Regions from separate parts of the Homo sapiens genome. Here region 1 is linked to region 2. Evidence: read pairs that join two places in POLR2A ChIA-PET (ENCODE). Cell type or tissue: PC-9. All regions are shown on one strand. Links, peaks and the distances in the headings refer to the core of each region. The heading gives the core; the rest is flanking DNA.

Region 1 (10,080 bases), core at 1,174-9,173, 320 kb after region 2:
CATCCCAGAATCTTCTCCCTACACCTGTGGTTTAGAGAGAAAAGTACTGAGGGCGACTATCCCAGGACTCAGGGGAAAGAGAGATCTGGGCAGACTTCTTGGAAGAGAGGGGCTTACGGGTGAGGCTCAGCCAACTCAATGAGTCTGAGGCCTGCTGGGGGAACCACTGTGTTTTGCAAGGATTGACACCTCCCAGGGTCCTCGGGCTGGTCCTTGCTCCTGTCCCCAGGGTCTGGGGGTGGGGTGGTGTGGCTGCCTTTGCCTCCTGGGCAGGGTATGGTGGGCCCAGCTGCTGCTGCAGGCCAGGTCAGGCTAGTTGCCAGCACACAGAGGTGCTCAGGCGGGGTCTTTGCCCTGAGGAGCCTCTCTTCTGACAAGACAGGCAGTGGGTCCACAGATAAGGCCCTGTCCAGAGTTGTACCCAGTGCTGGGAGCACAAGACAGGGACTGATGGGTGCCCGGGAGCTGGGGATGAGTTCACTTGCAGATTCGTTGGGGCTGGGTCTTGAAATCCACCAAGCAGAAAAGAAAAGGCAGGTCATTGCAGCCCCAAGGAACAGCATGAGTAAAGGCCTGGCAGTGTGAAAATGAATGCTGGTGGGGTGGATTGCGGATTAGATAGGTCAGATGTGTGTCCAAGAAGGGCCACCTTTGGCTGCAGTAGTGGGTGGGCTTCCACTGAGGGCTATAAGGAGGAGGCCAAAGCAGGGAGAGGGCCCTCCCTTCTGCTCTCCTCTGCTCCCCACCCAGGGCTAGGCTTGGCAGGGGAGGAGGGACCCTGATAAAGTTTCCCAGAGCAGGGGTGCTGGGGGCAGGAGGTGCCCAGGGGCTAAGGGGCTACACAGGGTCCCAGTGCTGGGGGAAGGTAGGTGGGGCTGCCTCTGTGAGATGGGGACCACCATTGGGGGTGGAGCAGGTTGGGAGTAAGTTGACTGTTGGACAGGGTGGTTGTGAGATGCCTGTGGGTTTTTGTGGGTGACATCTGGGACACTGCTCCCAGGCCAGCACTGTCTCTGTCTGCTTCTGCGCCTGCTTTCCTGGCAGGCTGTCAGATCAGCCCTGGAGTCCTGGTCCCCAAACAGGAGGCCTCCTGCGCCCTCAGTGGGCACCCTCTCCTACCTGCAGGGCCTAAATCATGTGTCTGTTCTTTCTCTTGGCTGAGACCATCTCTGTACCTTCCTACTTGCCTATGACCTTGAGGCGGAGAACTTCCCTTTTCTGTCTCAGTTTTCTCATGTGCGGAATGGGGATAAATGCTGCCTATTCACAGGGACTCGGGGGATGATGAAGATGAACTTAGATCATGTCACTGAACGCATCTTTCTAAGTACATGGTGTCTGGTAGCCATTGTTACTAATAGCAGCTGGCAATCAGCATCACTTAGTTCCCTCCCTGGGGATGAGGGGCTGACTTTGGGAGAAGAAGGGTGGAAGGAAACAGTCCTCTCCTATTGAAACGGAAGCCTCTCTTGGCTTTAGTGGGTGAAGGGGACTTACGGGAGTGATCTGTATCTGCCTGACCAAGTCCCCTGGCTTCCCCCAAAAGCTTCTAGCCCTTGAGGAGAGGCAAGGGCTGAGCAGCCGGGAGCACCCTAGAGTACAGCATGTAAAGGTTGAACAGAAAGCCCAGCAGTGGGCCCTGGGCTCCCCCAGCTGCAAAGAGCAGGGTCTGCAACACCCCCCACCCCTCCCCAGCAGCCTCCTGGGCAGCTGGCAGCAGTCTCTCTGCAGCTGGGCTTTTCACCCGTTCTGTCTCTGTCCCCATCTATTCAAGTGTTTTGAGTGCCTTCAGAGCCCCTCCCAGGCACCTCTCAAGTGCCCTCAGAGAACTCTTCTGCCTCTCCATCCCTGGTCCCCGCTCAAAACTTTCCTGGGCTCACCGTGGTCCTGAGGCTTGGCCTTCCTGCTGCCCACCTCTGAGCCCTCCTCCAGGCTGGTGGAGACACCCTGGGATTGCCTTGCTTTAGTGCAGGCAGAGCTGCTCACTTGCCTATGAACTCAGGCTTTGCCTTTCCCTGCTCACCCAAGGCAAAGGGGCCAGGTCCCTTTGCGGTTGGAATCTGGATGTCTTAGGAAGCCAGCCTCAGGCTTGGATGGGGAAGCTGTGGATGATGTGTGCTTACCCGCAAGGGCCTGGGTTACTGCTCCCCATTCTGGTTGTTTGCACGTGTGCTTCCAGGGACCCAAGTTTTCCCAGGGATAGGGGTCTGGGTGGGCAACAGCTGAGGCTGCGGTGGCCTGTGGGTGTGTGCTGTGGTTTTCTCCCACAGTGGGCATGCAAGAGAAGGGGCTGGTGACCAGAGCACATCAAAGCCCATCCACTGGTCCCCAGCTGCCCTTCACTGTCAGGATGTGCCCCCGGGGATGGTGGGCAGAAGGCTGGGAGCCCATTGGCTTGACCCACCTGCCCTGCCCAGCCAGCCCCTGCTCAGCCAGTGCCCCCTGCTGCTGTGTAACTTCTGCCAGTTGGAGTGAGGTGGGACCCAAGTGATTTGTTACTCATAGCAGGAACTAAGAAACTGATGTGGGGTGACTGTTGTACAGCGGAGCAACTCAAGGTGTAAGAACTTCATTTCCCTCATGGGCTTCTCCGGGCAGGAGAGGCGGGTGGGACCCCATGACACCCCGGCTCCCATTAGCTATTCTTCAGGAACAGCATCGTTCAAGAGCATATTCCTTTCCTATCACTGTTGCGACAAATTGCCACACTTGGTGGCTGAAAACAACACAGATTTATGCTCTTACAGTTCCGGAGATGAGAAGTCCCCCATGAGTCTAATGGAGCTAAAATCCAGGCTGGCTTCTTCTGTGGGATCTAGGGGAGAGTCCATTCCCTGTCTCTTCCAGCCTCCGGTGGCTGCTGGCATTCCTTATGGCAACATTGCCCCAGTCTCTGCTTCTGTCTCATTGCTCTTTCCTCCTCTGCAGGCAGATCCTCTCCACCTCCCTCTTATAGGGACACTTGTGATTACATTCAGGGCCCACCCAGATAAGCCAAGATCGTCTCCCTGTCTCAAAATCCTTAATCGCATCTTCAGAGTCCCTTGTGCCATACAAGGTGTCATTCACAGGTTCTAGGGATTCGGTTGGGAGTATCTTTGGGGCCGTCATTCAGCCCACCCCAGGAGCTGACAGCAGCGTCACTGCAGGCACCATTCCCAGCTCCCGCCCCCACCCCAGTGCCCACCGAGGCTGGCTTCCCCAGTCACAGTCCTGTTTCCCCCAGGAGGTCACTCACAATGTCTGTCTCCCCTCCAGCCTGGGAGCCTTGGAGGCTGGGCGCTGCTGTAGCCCTGGCCCCAGTGTGCAGCCTGAGCCCCTGGTAGCCAGAGTTCAGGGATGTTTGGAAGAAGGGCATCCCTGGCACAGCCGCATGGGTGGTCCCCAATGTCTGGACCCTGCCTGCCTTTGACAGCGTGCTGGGCCTTTCAGGGTGGAGTGCAGCTCATTTCAGACATTCACGCAATAAGCCCAGTGCTTTGCAGGGTCATTTGATGCTCACCATCACCCTACAAGGGGGTGGGGCTGGGGAGTCCCGCTTTACAGGTGAGAATACCAAGGCCTATTACGGCCAAGTCCTGTCTGGTATGTGGGGTCAGGTGAACAGGCTGGGCCAGTAGAGCAGAAAATACCTTTATTTTACAGATGAGAATTCTGAAGCACAAAGAGGTTAACTGCTTTGCACCTCGCTGGCCTCAGTCTCCCCATCTGAGGACGGGTATGTGGACAGGATGTTGCCCAGCCTGACATCTTGGGGCTCTGGTTCACCCTCTGCCTGGGTATGGGGAGCAGGCGCTGGCATTCTGGGTTGCCATGGCCAGGAATAGGAAGTGGCTTGGAGCAGTGCAGTGGGCCTGGAAGTGCTGCTTGCCCAGAGACATGGTCTGCCATTGCAGGAGGGGGTAAGCCCTCTGGCGCCTCAGGAAGAACCCTAGCCAAATCCCAGAGCCCCGGCCTGCCTGCTGCGGACCTGCCCCTGTGTGAGTCTCCTTTCCCTCCTCATGGCCAAGGCCACGCCATACTGGGCCCCGCTTCTCTCAGGGGCCTGCCTATAGCCTGGCCTCCCTGCCTGCATCCTGGGCCTCCTTTCCCGTTGACCTTCTCATACATCATCACACCCCATCTCATGCCTGAGTTCTTAGCCTGGCTTTCAGGGCCAGCCACAACCTGGCTGTGGCAATATTTCTCTACTTCCTCTTCCCTCTCCCCTGCACCCTGTCCTCCAGACTTGCCTGAATGATTTCTTCCTCCAGAATAATCTTTCCTCCCCCAAACCTTCCACCTCCTCCATCTCTTGAAATCACAATCTACCCTTTGAGATCCCGTTTTGTTGCTACTTCCTCCATGCAGCCGTCCCTGCCTGGTGTGAACGAATCACTTCCTTTGAGAGCAGATCTCGCTGCCTTGTACTGAGGCCTCTGCCTCTCGCCTTCACCAGGCTGACCTCTAGGGCAGATTCCCATCTGACTCCTCACTGCCCCTTGGTCAGGCACAGGGAAGGTGTGCAAGTGAAGTTGGAATGGGGGACACACCTGAGCAGGACACCCAGGGCTGGAGAGTGGGTCACTGCCCGAGGGAGGGGTGGTGGGCCAGGCTGAGCAGGACTTTGACATGGGACAGGTTCGTGCCTCTGCCCTGAATGTCCTCTTTCCCCTCAGAGCCTCTGTCTCCCATTTGTGTAATGAGAACAGCACAACTCATTTCTGAGGTTGTGCAGGAGCTTGTGCTGAGGAATGGCGCACTTCAGTTTCCCAAAGTGAGAGATGGGCACTGTCTCACCAGTCTTTAAACCTTGAGTCTTGGAGATAGTCTAGGGACTTGAGTCTAGGACTGCCTGTACAGGAAGTGGAGAAAAGGGCTGTCCTGGTGATAAACCCGCCAGATTGAAAAATAGTGTGTAGTGTTCCCCTCCCTGCCACTCAATCACGAGAGCCTGTGGCCAGAGAGGGCAGGAGCTTTCCTGGGCTCACACAGCACAGTGAGGCAGAGGTGGCTTCAGTGACCTGATCAAGTCCCATTTTGTTAGGTTGTCTCTCCGGTGGGGAGTGAGCGAGCACACAGCCCCCACCCCACCCCGGGTGAGAGAGAATGTCCTGCACAGGGACGCCCAGCTGTATCTACCTGCTGTCAGCACTTTCTCTGCAGGACCTGGTGCTGGACTGGGAGCCCCGAGGTAGGGTGGCCACCGCACTGGGTTGCCTGGGACTGTGGGTTTCCTGGATGTGGTTCTTTCAGTGTTAAAACTGTGGTGAGCTGCTCACCCGAGGCTTGGCCTGGGGCTGCCCCCTGCCCAACAGTCTCCACCTCCACAAGTGTGGCCAGGTCCTTGACTTCTTCCTGTCCTGCCCAAGGCCTGCAGGAACCCCTGACCTGGAACACCCTTTCAGAAGCTCCTCTCCCTTGGCCGCTTGCTTACAGATGCTGCTTACAACAGCGGCTCCTGCTGTCCCTACACTCCCTCCTGCTCACAGCACCCTGGGCGGGACCCAATTGCCAGATGAAGAACAGCTGCAGGGTCAGGCCTCTGACTCAGTCAGAGACACACAGAGCCAGGCCTGCAGGCCAGCACAGCCCTCACATGCTGTGCTGTGAGGCACCAGGGGACATCACGGCTGCAGGACCACCATTCCCCCAGGACCAGCCAGAGACCCTGTTCCCCATACACACATGGCCCTGCCCGCAAGGCCCTCTGTGTCTCCTAGCAGGAGAGCGGCCTGGTGGGATTTATGTTAGAAAGATCACTCAGCAGCCTGGTGGAGAATGGATTGGACACAGAAACGATAAGGGAAGGAGAGGGGAGGGGAGGAAATAGACAGGATTTCCCAGCCCTGGTGCCAGCTCGCCTGGTGGTGGCTGGAGTGACTCACTGGGCCTGGTTGCCTTGGCTCTGGCGCCAGAACCCAGGAGCCCAGAGCTCTGGGTGGCCTAGGGGCTGGGAGCCTGAGGTGGCTCTGAGCCTGGCTCTCCCTCCACCGCACATTCTCCCTCCCCACCCTGCCATCCATTCCTCAGCACACAGTGCGTCAGAGAGACAGGGGCCTGGGAGGTCACAGTACACCCACGAAAGGACAAAGAGACATGCTTTAAGCATCTTATTAGATGGTGACTTAGGGAGCAGATGGAGGATGGGGTATGGGATAGAAGGGGATAAATACATTAACAAAATCAAAAACACAAATAACCGGGCAGCCACCAAATGGAGTTTCTGCCCTTTCTAGTCCCCTCTGGCTTCTGGCCTTCCCTGCAATGGCTCAAGCCAGGGCTCTTCCAGTCCTGGGTCACTGCATCAGCATCTGACCTTTAGTCTTGCCCCTGGCTCCCCTGTGCCCCAGTAAATGCTGATGCCCCTCTGCCTGGCATCCCCAGCCCTGCAGAGCTGGTTCTGCCAGCTTCCCCCCAGGCTCCGCCCACCCAGTGCCCTCCCACCTTTTCCCTCTCCCTGTGCCACATTGTACCCTGCTGTGCCCTTGCTGCTTCTGGCCTATCCTTCTGGCCCTGCTCGGGCTCCATCTCGGAAGGCCACCACCATTCACCCCCAGCCCCCTCCTCATCAGCCAGCTCAGCGCCAGCCCAAATCGGGCACCAGCAAAGATGTGCAAGTTGGAGTTGACTGTGTCCCCTAAATGATGAAGCCCCAGCTGTTCAGCCCTCCCCTGTTCATATGGCAAAAGGTGGTGGTGGGGGGTGTCTTCCCTTAAGAGGGGAGAAGAGGTTGAGGAAGGGAGGTAGGGGAAAGGGGGCTTTGATTGGCAGGGAATGGGTGAGGGTGTCACTGGCTCCTTCGGCCGGCACTGGGTGATACTCACTCTGCCAGGCCTGTGCTTTGCGCTGGGCACCACTGTGGGGTACGGGGCAGTGGAGCACAGGAGAAGGACCCTCAGCAGGCATTCCTGCATTCTCCCTTCACCCCCACCAGTGGCTGGCCACCAGGAAGAGCTGAGGCTCTCTCCCACTCGGCCCTGGAACCCAGCCCCTCCGCATCCACACGTGAGACTGCCAGTCCAAGTCCTGTGGCCGTTCTTCTGGTCTTTCTGGTTTAGTCTTGTCCTTTTCTAGTCCGTTTCCCATGTGGCAGCCACATGGGGCTCCGCAAGACAGCCGTGACCAAGTCCCTCCGCTGCTCAGCACCCTTCCACACTCCCCATCACCTTAGGATGAAGCCACACGCTGCACATGGCATCCCGGGGCCTCTGGCGGGATCCTCTGCAGCCTCATCCATGATCCCTGCCCCACACCCCTCCCCTCCCCTTTTTTTCTGAGCACCATGCCACCCTCCTCAGGGCTGAAAACATCCTCCTAGGGATGGTCTCTGGCTGGCATCTCCCCTTCTCAGGTGCAGAGGAAACCTTGCAGGTGTGTGCTTGGTTGGGGTGTCAGGGTGCCACACACCTGTAGGACCTTCTTGTGGACTGCTCCAAGTGTTGAGACACTCTTGAGTGTCAAGTCCGCAAGCGTCCTGAGAGCTAGAGGAGGAGGCTGGGACCAGAGAATTGGAGGCTTGCAGAAGGTCACACAGCCTGCGTGTGACAAAGGCTAGTGCTCGGACCCAGCCTGGGGCACTTTCCCACTCCGCCTCCCTTCCCTTTAGGTCAGCCCACCTAGGTATGTGGTGTCCAGCTGGACAGGGCTACAGCTGTGAAGGGCCCGGATCTGCTGGGACCTGGGTTACCACATTCAGCCAGCCCTTCCTCCCAGGGCCACTGTGCTGGCTTTTTTTGTTTACCTTTTTATTGAAGCATATGTAACTGATCTACAGACAGGTGCATAGGTCTTAAGTGTAGAGCTCAGTGGATTTGCACAGGGACCACACCCATGGAACCACCACCCAGGTCAAGAAGTAGTTTTACCGGAACCCCACAAGCTCTCTCACACCCCTTCCAGTCACTACCCCCAAGATAGCCAAGTCCTGCTTTCTGTTCACTGTAGATGAGTTATGCAGGCTTTGCTTGTCTTAAAAAAATGGATTTTTTAAATAGATAAAAATTGTATATGTTTATCATGTACAATGTAATATTTTGAAATGTGTATACATTGTGGAATGGCTAAATCGAGTTAATTATCACACGCATTACCTCACATACTTTTTTGTCCTGAGAACACTCAAAATCTACTCTCGGCCGGGCGCAGTAGCTCATGCCTGGAATCCCAGCACTTTGGGAGGCCAAGGCAGGCAGATCACTGGAGATCAGGAGCTTGAGACCAGCCTGGCCAACATGGTGAAACCCCATCTCTACTAAAAATACAAAAATTATCTGAGACTAGTGGCGGTCACCTGTAATCCCAGGGAGGCTGAGGCAGGAGAATCGCTTGAATCCATTAGACGGAGGTTGCTGTGAGCCGAGATCACGCTACTGCGCTCCAGCCTGGGCAACAGAGTGAGACTCCAAAAAAAGAAAAGTCTACTTCTAGCAATCTTCAAGAGTATAATCTATTGTTATTAACTATTGTCACCATGTTACAATCAATCTCTTGAACTTATAGATCTCTTGAACTTATTCCTCTTATCTAACTGAAATTTTGTGTCCTTTGACTGACATCTCTGCAACCTCCCTCCCCACCCTCACCCCTCAGTTCCTGTTAACCACCATTTTACCTTCTGCTTCTATGAGTTCAACTTTTAAAAAATTCCACATATGAGTAAGATCATGTGTTATTTGTCTTTCTGTGTCTGGCTTATTTCACTTAGTATATTGCCTTCCTCGTTTATCCATGTTGTCACAAGTGATGAGATTTCCTTCTTTTCATGGCTGAATTGTATTACATTGTATGTATATACCATATTTTCTTTACCCATTCATCCATTGATGGACTCTTAAGTTAATTCCATATCTTGGCTACTGTGAATAGTGCTGCAGTGAACATGGGAGTGCAGATATGTTTTCAACATACTGACTTCATTTCCTTTGGATTTATACCCAGTAGTGGGATTGCTGGATCATATGGTAGTTTTATTTTTAATTTTTTGAGAAACCTCTATACTGTTTTCCATAATGGCTGTACTAATTTACATTCCCACCAACAGCGTACAAGGGTTTCCTTTTCTCCATATCCTCGCCCACACTTATCTTTTGTCTTTTTTATAAAAGACGTATCTTTTGTAAAAAGATTTAAGTCAGGCACAGTGGCTCATGCCTGTAATCCCAGCACTTTGGGAGGCCAAGGCAGGCGGATCACCTGAGGTCAGGAGTTTGAGACCAGCCTGGCCAACATGGCGAAACCCCGTCTCTACTAAAAATATGAAAATTAGCCAGGCATGGTGGCGCATGCCTGTAGTCCCAGCTACTTGGGATGCTGAGGCAGGAGAATGGCTTGAACCTGGGAAAGGGAGGTTGCAGTGAGCCGAGATCATGCCATTGCACTTGAGCCTGGGCGACAGAGCGAGACTCTGTATCAAAAAAAAAGATTTTAAAAAAGTCTTTTTTTATAAAAGACATATCTTTTGTCTTTTTTTAATAAGATATCACACTTTTGTCTTTTTTATAAAAGCCCAAAGGTGGGAGGTGGTATCTCATTGTGGTTTTGATTTTCATTTCCCTAATGATTAGTGATGTTGAGCTTTTTAATTTTTTTTTTTTGTTTTTTGAGATGGAGTTTCGCTCTTGTCTCCCAGGCTGGAGTGCGGTGGCGCGATCTCGGCTCACTGCAACCTCCACCTCCTGGGTTCAAGCGATTCTTCTGCCTCAGCCTCCTGAGTAGCTGGGTGCCCGCCTGGCTAATTTTTTGTATTTTTAGTAGAGATGGGGTTTCGCCATGTTGAGCAGGCTGGTCTTGAACTCCTGACCTTAGGTGATCCACCTGCCTCGGCCTCCCAAAGTGCTGGGATTACATGCATAAGCCACTGCGCCCAGCCAATGTTGAGCATTTTTTTCATATGCCTATTGACCATTTGTATGTCTTCTGTAGAGAAATGTCTATTCAGATCATTTGCCCATTTTAAAATCAGATCATTAGGGTTTTTTTGCTATTGAGTTGCTTGAATTTCTTATATATTCTGGATATTGACTCTTGTCAGATGGCTAGTTTGCAAACATTTTTCCCATTCTGCAGGTTGTCTCTTCGTTCTGTTGATTGTTTTCTTTG
Region 2 (10,080 bases), core at 953-8,952:
ACAAGGAGAGAGGGCAGGAGTGGGGGACACAGGTACTGGGAGAGAGTAGAGACACAGAGACAAGAGAGAAAAGGCAACAAAGACAAAGCCAGAGACGCCCAGCCCGAGAGACAGAGCCACACGGAGAGAATGGAGAGGGGAGCAGGGTCAGAGGGCCCGGACGACGCAGAGAAGGACGCGAAAGGACGTGAGAGGGACTTCCCCCAGGGGCAGGGAGAGGCCTTGGGCAGCTCCTCCGCTGGGCCGGGCTGCCTGCCTGCTGGACTCCGGGAAGGAGGCAGTGACCGCACCCATCTGGAAGCTGTCAGGTCCCTCAAGGATGAGGGCGTTGGGAGGAAGCCAGACATGAGCCACGTCTAGAGAGAGGAAGCGGCGGGATTTGAAAAAGATGTGAGTGGGCAGAGGGGGCAGGGAGGTTGCAGTAGACTGGGCTCTCCTGTCTGGAATTTTTCAGTGGGGAAAAGAGAGAGTCTGGCAGTTTGGGGCTCTTCTGGAGAAGGCCTGGACTGGGCAGGTTGATCAGAGAAGGCCAGCTCCCCAACCCCACCTCTAGGAAAACAGAGCCCTAGAGAAGGGAAGTGAAGACCCAAGGTCACAGTTTTCAGGTCATGTCATCATTCATTCATTTATGCACTCATTGATTCAGCAAACATTAACTGAGTCCAGTACTGTGCTAGGTTCTAAGGGAACATAGATGAGCATTAGATAGTCTCTGCCCCAGAGCCCACAGTCTGTGGGGAAGATGGATGTGACTACACAGTGTGCCAAATGCCACCATGCAGAGAAGCCCAGGGGTGTGAAGGTCATTCTGGGGGATTCAAAGGCAACTCCCTGAGGAGGGATACCAGGGCTAAACCGAACCGACCAGGAGGAGCAGGGAGGGAGGGCATGCCAAGCTGGGAAGGCCAAATGACCAAAGTGTGTCACACTGGTGGGGGGAGTCATCAAATTCAGCTCACTTTACTCTCCAGTGCACAGGGAAGCTGTGATTTTATGTGTTACTAATCTGACTTTCCTCCCAAACTCCTCCCTCCCTGCCCTAACCCCAGGTTGGCGGGAAAAAGTTACAGAATGCCATCTAATTTGGTTGAAAGTTTGGTCTGATCTGATCATTGAAGCTGTCTAGGTAATATCAGTCTGTCTTGTATAAAAACGTCCTGTCCCTCAGGTCGCTTCCCCTTTCACCTGCCTCTCAGCTGTGTGGGAGCATCAGGAGTGGTGGGGGAAAGGGTTTTTAGTGGGAGCAGCCAGGCAGGCCGATCGTCCTGAACCGGCAGATGCAGTCAGTGCCACTGCCTCTCCAGGGCCATCCTGCGCCTGTCCAGTTGCTGGTTTCTCCCATGGGGTCTCCAGCTCAGGAGCTCAGGGCCTTCCTTTAGCCCAGGCCGTTCCTCCAGTGGTGGCCCTGGCCAATCTGACTGCGCTTGGGCTCCTGGTGCTTGCAGACCCACAGTCTCTGCCCTGGTCCCCATCAATCCCCCTGCCCAGTGGGCTCTCATCGGCCTCTGCCGCCCGGGCCCTTTACCCTTTCAGGCCTATTGGTTCACTGGCCCTCAATTCAGCCTCCTGGTGCCCTTGGGACAGGCCAGCCCAGGGAAGCTGACGCTCAGGCCTCCCTCTCTTGGGCCACATTGTAAGTCTAAGTTTACAGGGCTGCATTGCCTTGTTGCTCAGTGGCATTCCATAGTATAAATATATTGGAGTTTTTTGTTTTTCTTTTTTGAGCCAGGGCCTGGCTCTGTTGCCCAGGCTGGAGTGCAGTGGCACAATCTCAGCTCACCATGACCTCCACCTCCCTGGCTGAAGCCATCCTCCCCCAATCAGTCCCCCTAGTAGTTGGGACTAGAGGTGCACGCCACCATGCCTGACTAATTTGTGTTGGAATTTTTAACCACTTCTTATTCTTGTACATTTTCCTCCTATTTTTCACTATTATAAACAGTACTACAATAAATATCCTGTACTTTCCTCTTTGTGCACATATGCAGGTGTTTTTCTGGGGTAGATATCATGAGGTGAATTGCTGGGTCAAATACATAAAGATATGTGTATTTAAATTCTAATAGAGCAGGAGTGTCTAATCTTTTGGCTTCCCAGGGCCACACTGGAAGAAGAGTTGTCTTAGGCCACACATAAAATACACTAACACTGGCCAGGCGTGGTGGCTTACGCCTGTAATCCCAGCACTTTGGGAGGCCAAGGTGGGTGGATCACCTGAGGCCAGGATTTCCAGACCAGGCTGGCCAACATGGTCTCTACTAAAAATACAAAAACGTCTCTACTAAAAATACAAAATACTAAAAAAAATACTATATATATATATATATATATATATATATATATATATATATATACACATATATCTGGGCATGGTGGGGGGCGCCTGTAATCCCAGCACTTTGGGAGGCCAAGGTGGGTGGATCACCTGAGGCCAGGAGTTCGAGACCAGCCTGGCCAACATGGTCTCTACTAAAAATACAAAAACGTCTCTACTAAAAATACAAAATACTAAAAAAAATACAAAAAAAATTATATATATATATATATCTGGGCATGGTGGCGGGCGCCTGTAATCCCAGCTACTTAGGAGGCTGAGGCAGGAGAATTGCTTGAACCTGGGAGGCAGAGGTTGCAGTGAGCCGTGAGCCGAGATCCCGCCACTGCACTCAAGCCTTGGCGACAGAGCAAGACTCTGCCTCAAAAAAAAAAAAAAAAAAAATACACTAATACGATAACTGATGAGGTAAAAAAAAATTCACAAAAATGTTTTAAGAAAGTTTATGAATTTGTGTTGGGCTTCATTCAAAGCCGTCCTGGGCCACATGCGGCCCGTGGGCCACAGGGTGGACAAACTTGTAATAGAGTCTATCAGATGGCCTCCAAAAAGGCTACGCCAATTTACATGGCCAGCAACTCTTATCAACATTTACTATCATCAATATTTTTCAAAATGTGTCAATGTTATAGGCAAAAACGAATTTCTGATTTATGTTCCTTTTATTTATTCATTTATTTATTTATCTATTTATTTGTTTGATAGAGATGAAGTCTCCCTATGTTGCTCAGGCTGATCTCAAACTCTTGGGCTCAAGCAATCCTCCCACCTTGGCCTTCCAAAATGCTGGGATTACAGGCATGAGCCACCACGCCCTGCTCATGTTCCTTTTAAACTTCCATTTCCCTGATGACCAGTAAGGAGGGCATCTTTGCATGTATACATCCTTTTTATTTCCTTTTCGACTTTCCTATTCAAACACTTTGCCCAGTTTTCTATTTTGTCTGTCTTTTCTTATTGATTTACAGGAGCTGTTTCTATTGCCCAGACATTGATCTCTTCTTATACACGGGGCAAATATTTCTCTTGATTTGTCATTTACGTCTTAACACTATTCTGTCTCTTATTACAAAAAAAGTTCTTAATTGATATGTGGTCAAATGTAGCTGACTTAATTCTTTAGGGCCATTGTGCTTTATTTTTTTTTTCTAAATTAAAATTAAAATTTGCTCAGATCTCCAATCTTATCTCTCTTGGGGAGAGACCCCCTGAATTGTCCCCCACACAGTGGGAAAGGGACTTAGTTCAACCTTCCCAGCCAGTGAGCCAGCACCTGTGTCCAAGGAACCCTTGCGGCCATCACTCCTCCCAGCCACCAGCAGCACCGCATGGAAACTTGGTCCTGCCAGCTGCAGCAGGGCCCTCTGCCAGGCCATCGTGGTCCCCTGAGGGATCATCCCACTACCTCCATGCCAAGCTCAGATAAGGGTGCACCTGGTCTCTTTGCCTGGCAGCTCTGCCTGCGTGGCCCCTGGCCGTGGGTGGTCCTGGCTGGGTGGAGGCTGGCGCCACCATTCTCTCAATGATAAGACTTCTGTTCCCTCTTCTCCTCTGGGTTGGCTCAGGGGCCTGGCAGCTTTTCCTTTTCAGCCCACAAAATACTTTAATTACACTCTAATTACACTCCCATTCCCTGCCCACACTGCTGTCCCCACCCAGGCATGGCTTTTCTCCATGCTTCCCTGCCCACCCCGTTCAAAGGGTGGCTGTGTTTCCCACGAGCTGAGAAGAATACAAATCCTCCAGCAGCAACCTCACCCCTTACCAACCCCTTGTACCCTGACAGCCTAAGCATATGGTGTTGCAGCTATTAGGGGGACCCCATTCTCGTTTTTCATTCCCAGGCAACCCCAGAGTCCAAGATGCAGGTTGCTTCTGGGGTCTGCTTTCTCGAGAACCCTGACCCACCCCTGTTCCTCCAGTGACCCCTCACTCTCCTAGGACTGTGGGGGCCTGCCCTGCAGCAACGTTGTAAGGAAGGCCACATTCAGGAAATCCAAGGTCATTTTCTGCCTATTACGCTTCTTGTTAAATAAAATACAACTTAATTCCTTACAGGGCCCTCCTTCTGGGAGAGCACCCACTGCTCATCTGAATTCTAGAGAACCACTCAAGTGCATATAGACGGCATCCATCCTAAGAAGGAAAGTGCTCTCTAAGAAGCCACTATGCCTGAAATGCCACCATATGTATACACCATTCCACTATGGAAAACATTGCCTTTTCGGGGCTCTTCCTGTGAAATGCAGGTATATTTAGCTCTTCATGCTATAGTATGAATTAGCCTATCACTGGGTTCCCTTGTGACAAGAAAGCCCACGGCAACCAGACTGCCCAGGTTTCCCAGGGACATCCTGATTCTAAATATTAAAACATTGCATTAACCGGAATCTATATAACAAAAGTGTGTACTCCCTACACATCATTCTGTTCTTTTCAAGGAAATGGTTTGTTGAGTGTGTGACTGCATATGGTTTCATTTTTATGCCTTATTGACACTTAACCCTGTCCCAGGCCATGAGCTCTTGCTGGACATACCAGAACAAAGACATAGTCTCTTCAAGATGGCATTCACAGCCATAGGGCAGGACGACAGGTGGGCGACAACCATAGCCAGCAGAAGAGCAGACACTGGAACAGAGGTTCAAACCAACAACTATGGAGCGAGCTGAGGTGGTAACTCATGGTCCGGGGAGCTGAGAAAGTCCTGAGGGATCTCTGGGTGTAGCCAGATGGAATAGACTGGCAAGGGCATTCCAGACGGAAGGAACAGCCGTGCTAAAGCCCAGAAGCTGAAAATAGCATCTCGCTTTCAGGGAGTGGCAATCACCTCGCTACTGTGAGGGCTGGAGAAGGGGCGGGTGGAGTGAGAGGAGGGCAGCAAGGCAGGGGCCAGGTCATGAAGGGCCTTGCATTTACCAGTCTAGAAGGGAGTCTGCAGGTTTTATCTTGAATGCAATCAAGACTCATGGAAGATTTTATTTATTTCTTTATTTTAGCCTTTTATTGAAGCGTAATACATATACAGAAAAATTCACCTATCATAAGTATGCATCTTGGTAAATTTTCACAAGGAATATACCCATGGAACCAACATCCAGATCAAAATCTGTCAGGCGTCTAGCACCCAGAAGCCCCTGCGGGTCCCTGCCAGTTACTATGTGCCCCCAAGGCTGACCACTGTCCTGTCTTCTGGTACCACAGGTTTGTTTTGCCTGTTTTTTGAACTTTATAAATGCAAGTGTACAGTATGAACTGTGTCGTGTTCTGTTGTTCAACAGGACGTCTGTGAGATTTCTCAATATTGCAGCTATCTCCGTAGCTTGTAGCACTCCATTGTGTGAATCCGCCACTGTCTGTTGATGGGCACTGGGTGGTCTCCAGTTCTTGGCTATTATGCATAGTGCTCTGAATATCCTTGCATGCGTCTTTGGTACACATGCCTGTTGGGTATATTCCCAGGAGTAGACTTGGTGGGTTGGAGAGCATGCGCATGTTCAACTTGAATATGTGACGCCAAATCATTTTCTCAAGTGTTTGTAGATGGAGGGTTTTGAGCAAGGAGGTGGCAGGAGCAGGCCTGGGTCTCGGCCGTCCCTCTCTGCACAGGCTGAGTGTGAAGGGCATAGGGACATCCCAGTGGAGCTGTCCTAAGGCTAGAGAGCAGTGGGTCTGGAGCTGGGGAGCTGGGGAGCTAGGCAGCAAGGCTCTGGGCTGAAGAAGGTGGAGAGGGTGTGGAGTGAGGAAGGTAGGGACCAGGGCCAGGCCATGGATACAGCCATAATGAGGATGCCACGGAGACAGAGGAGCCCTCAGAGGCAACTGAGGAGGTGCAGCCTAGAGAAGAGGGAAGACCCGGCAAGAGGAAAGGAAGCAAATCACATGGGTGCCAAGGGGAGCATCTGAGGCAGAGGCAGGCATAGAGCACCAGAGGCACTAAGAGGGCCAGTTAGTCAAGACTGAGCAGGATGTGTCCACCAGACTTGATAAGGGAGCTGTGGGGACCTTAAGGAAGTCATGGTCAATGGGGTTGGTGTGTGTGCCAGACTGCAACAGGACAAAGTAGGGAAGAGATGAGGGATGAGCTTTAAGAATTCAGCACTGCCCCTGGAAGCATGGTATTGGTGCTACTGAAGTCAGCCCACCTGGAGGCCCCAGCATCCTCCCAGATGCAGTGGAAGCCATTCTGCCATTCCAACTAACAAAGGCCTCCCATGGCCAGTGCATTGTGGAGGAGAGTGGGGTGGAGATTCAAGGAGATTAAAAGGGCCAGGCAGTTCTCTCTACTCTTCTGTTGTTTATCTGAAGCTTAAAGGTGATTAGAGAGTGTAGAAATGGAGTAGCTCTGTGGGATAAGAATGAAAACAAAGAACTCCCCACAGACTGTTTGCAACACAAGGCAACTTTGGTCACTGTCCAGGTCTTTTCCTCCCTGGGGACACCTTGCCATTTACTCTCCCTGAGTGTGGCTCTCTCATACCAAAGAGACCTATATCCTAACCCTAGAGATGACAACCACAGCAGAGTATTCTGCCAGGCCTCGTGTTAAATGCTTCCCACACAGCATCTCATGTAATTCTCATTACAATCTGATGAAGATAGAATAGCGTATCATTACCCCTATTTTATAGATGAGAAAACTGAGACTCAGGGAAGTAAAATGACTTGCTCAAGATTACCCCAACCAGAAGGCTGCAGACACTGACTCCAAAGCCTGTGTGCTTCTGCCAGCAAGTCAGCTTCCCCAACACCCAGGTTCTTAGACTCTTGGAGTCATTATGTGGACACCTGCTCTATCCTTTGGGAAAATACAAATCTACCCCTTTTCTCTCCACTTCCTTGAAGTAGGACTCTGTTTTGTATTAGGAAACAATGGTGCCACCACAAGAGGGTAGAATTTTCTACTAGCTGCACAACCATGAGCAAGTCATTCCTCCTCTCCCAGCTTGTTTTCTCCCCTGTAAAATGGGGATAATAATTTAACCTCTCAGGGCAAAGGTGAAGATTAACTGAGCTGTACATTAAGGCCCAAGCGCGGGTGTCTTAGAGCCAATGGTCTACCCCTGTGAGTTCTGTTCTTTCCCCCTCCAGTTTCCATGCTTGATCCTCCCCTCTGCCTTTCTCACCAGAGACCTGGGCCTCTGCATGGACAGATCCAGGGGTGGTCTTTGCTGTGAGATCTGAGTAAGGGCTCATGTTTGCTTTGGGTGACCCAGATCTCCCCAGCTTCTGACAGCCTCCGCTCACCTTTCAGCCTGAAGAGCCTCTTACCCCAAGACACCAACAAACCCTGCAAAAGAAAAAAAACCCAAAAGACAAAAAACAAAAACAAGGCTGAGAGCCTTTTGGCTCACAGCCACTGAACCGGCCTACCAACAGGCTAACTGTTGGGATCCTCATTTGAACACACACCCTGACTCAGAGGCTGATAGGCATGTAGCACTTGCTGGGTCTTCATTCGAGCTTATCTGACTTAATCTCATGAAATTCCTTGCATGGGCACACACATGCACACGTCCTCACACAAAAGCCCTGCTCACAGTTGCACTCACAGCCAAGGCCACAGTCACACATACTCATAGCCAATAATATATGCCCCAACTCAATCTGCTAGCAAGTGAGTTTGGGGGTGCAGGGGCAGCAGGTGAGCAGGATATAGAGCTCTGTTATGTGGGAAATTTCATGGTCCTGAACAAACGGGGGTCTGTTTTTAGACCCCACTCCAAAAGAAGAGTGAAGCTTCCAGCCAGAAGGGGCTTTGCTGTGATGTGTGTGCCCATCACTGCAGAATGGCAGGTGCTCACTGCAGAGAACTGACAAAGGCTCCGTGTGGAGCAAGGGCTGAGCTCCGTCAAGCAACCAAGCTTGTGGACGCAGAAGCGTCACCTTAATGCTTAACTCTGGTGCTGATGGGCATGATGCTGGTCAGTTCAGCGTTCCCTCAGACAATTCAGGGCTTTTCCCCACTCGTATTTGGAGTGTATTTCTGTTCTGGAGGTGGGAGAGGTACAGAGGGCCAGGGCATTGGCCTAGGTCACCTTCAGTCTATAAGGGCATCCCCTGCTGCCCCTCATTCCCACTGGTAGCTCGAGCACCAGCGTCTCCCCTCTGGCATCTGTGGAAGGCTCACATTTCCACCTGCTCAGACCCATAAGGGGCCTGGGCTTTGAGATTTAGAGGTCCATGCATATCACAAAAACTGAGATACAAACATATAGAGTCTTGTAATAAGTCATTTTGAAAGCCCACTAACCAACTGAGCTAACAAAAATGACCAGAGATGGAAGTAGGAGGCAAATTTCCTCCTCTCCCTGCCAGGCTGGAGGATCTGGGCTGAGATGCGGCACCAATTGAGAACGGAGCAGTCCTGTGTCTCAGGCTTGCTGAGGTGTCAGGAGGGGAAAGCACATTGCAGAGGCGGCCCTCATCCCCTCACATATCCATGTGGGCTCTCAGCTGCCCCCACTATGCCTGGACCCCTCAGATCAGTGCTACCAGCACCATTAACCTCACAGCAAGTCTGAGCACCGGGAGGTCATAAGCTCAGACAGGCTTTGGGGCAGTCATTAAATCAGGCCAAGGGCAGTGGGTGGTAACTGAGTGCAGGAAAATAAGGAAGCATCTTTAAGGTTCTGAAGGAAAATAGAAGCACAGAGGCATTCCCATGGGGCTTGGCTAAAGCTCTGGACCCAGGTAAGGTGGGACTCAGGTGGCACAGGGCAGGGGGTAGAGGACAGGAGTTCCCAGCTGTGACTCTGCCCAGATTCACCAAACCTTAGAGCTGGAGGTTACAGTGGTCTCTGTGTAGCTGAGGAAGCGAGGCCCAGGGTGGGCAGGGCTCACAGCTGAACCAGGATTGAAACCAGATCTTTTGATAAATGGCTCTGCCTACCTCCCCATGCACCTCAGGAGCCCTGGAAGTTCCAGGCTATGACTTGTCCCCATGTGACTGGGGCTTTGTTTCTTCATCATAAGATAATTATATTAATAAGACCAAGTCCCTGAATCCCACCTTGACCCCAAGCAGGGCCCTGCATCTCCATGATGACAGCTTCCATCCCCCAAAGACAAATATAACCTTAAGAAGAGCTGGTCAAATTAGCAAACTCAGCACATAGATTTTCAGCTGTTGCACTGCTTTGGAAACTGACCTGAGTTCAAGGACCGGTCCCACTACTGACTTGCTAGGAGCAACTGGATAGTCACCTGATCTGTCTTAGCCTCAGTTTCCTCAGCTTTTCAAATCAAAATAACACATTCCTTGCACAGTTCTTGTGAGAATTACAGAGAACATCTTGCATTGTGCAGGCACGTAGCAGGCCCGAATGACATGTAGTAGGTCAAACCATGAGGAATTGTCAGTTTTTTGAATAATGGATCCACCTAATAATTATCTATTTTATTCGTATTAGCATAATCATTACCAACTATGTGCATATTACTTTATCTCTCAGTCTCCTCATGCAAAAAAATGGAGATGATATGCAAAGCACTCTGCATAAGGCCTGGCTCCCTGCAGAAGGTGCTCACGAAAGCTTCACCTCCTCCCTCCCCATCCCCTCCTCATGCAGTCACTTCTTCTTCCATGGGTGGCCAGAGGGAACTTGTCCTCTTTCCTAATTACCACAGCCCTGTTGGCATGAAGCTGAAACTGTGACCGAGAGATGGGAGAGGAGTAAGAAAATGGCTTGTAAAATAATCTTCTCAGAGAAGTTTAAAAGTTAAAAGAAAAGGAAAACATGTTG

Evidence for each region. Peaks named below come from ENCODE experiments on the same cell type or tissue, not always from the same donor. Only the 100,000 strongest peaks of a DNase experiment are listed, where the experiment ranks them.
Region 1: POLR2A ChIA-PET joins it to region 2 with 11 read pairs; 4 of 35 experiments call an interaction of 5 or more read pairs at or near these places.

Annotation. Positions count from the first base shown.
Region 1 is chr11:77,067,965-77,078,044 of GRCh38, forward strand. The region is part of intron 1 of CAPN5 (calpain 5); the gene reads left to right. Among named protein-coding and RNA genes, the nearest start is that of CAPN5, 6.0 kb to the left of the region's middle. In PC-9, for the core only: a CTCF peak has its summit at 5,447; DNase peaks (open chromatin) are centred at 5,477, 5,847 and 7,757; H3K27ac peaks cover 1,216 bases.
Region 2 is chr11:76,752,715-76,762,794 of GRCh38, forward strand. It overlaps LOC105369397 (a long non-coding RNA gene), which reads left to right. Exons shown (of 4, transcript XR_950337.3): 1 at 1-390; 2 at 4,394-4,584; 3 at 4,850-5,008; 4 at 5,335-5,586. Among named protein-coding and RNA genes, the nearest start is that of TSKU-AS1, 25 kb to the right of the region's middle. In PC-9, for the core only: no CTCF peak of the experiment used is centred there; no DNase peak of the experiment used is centred there.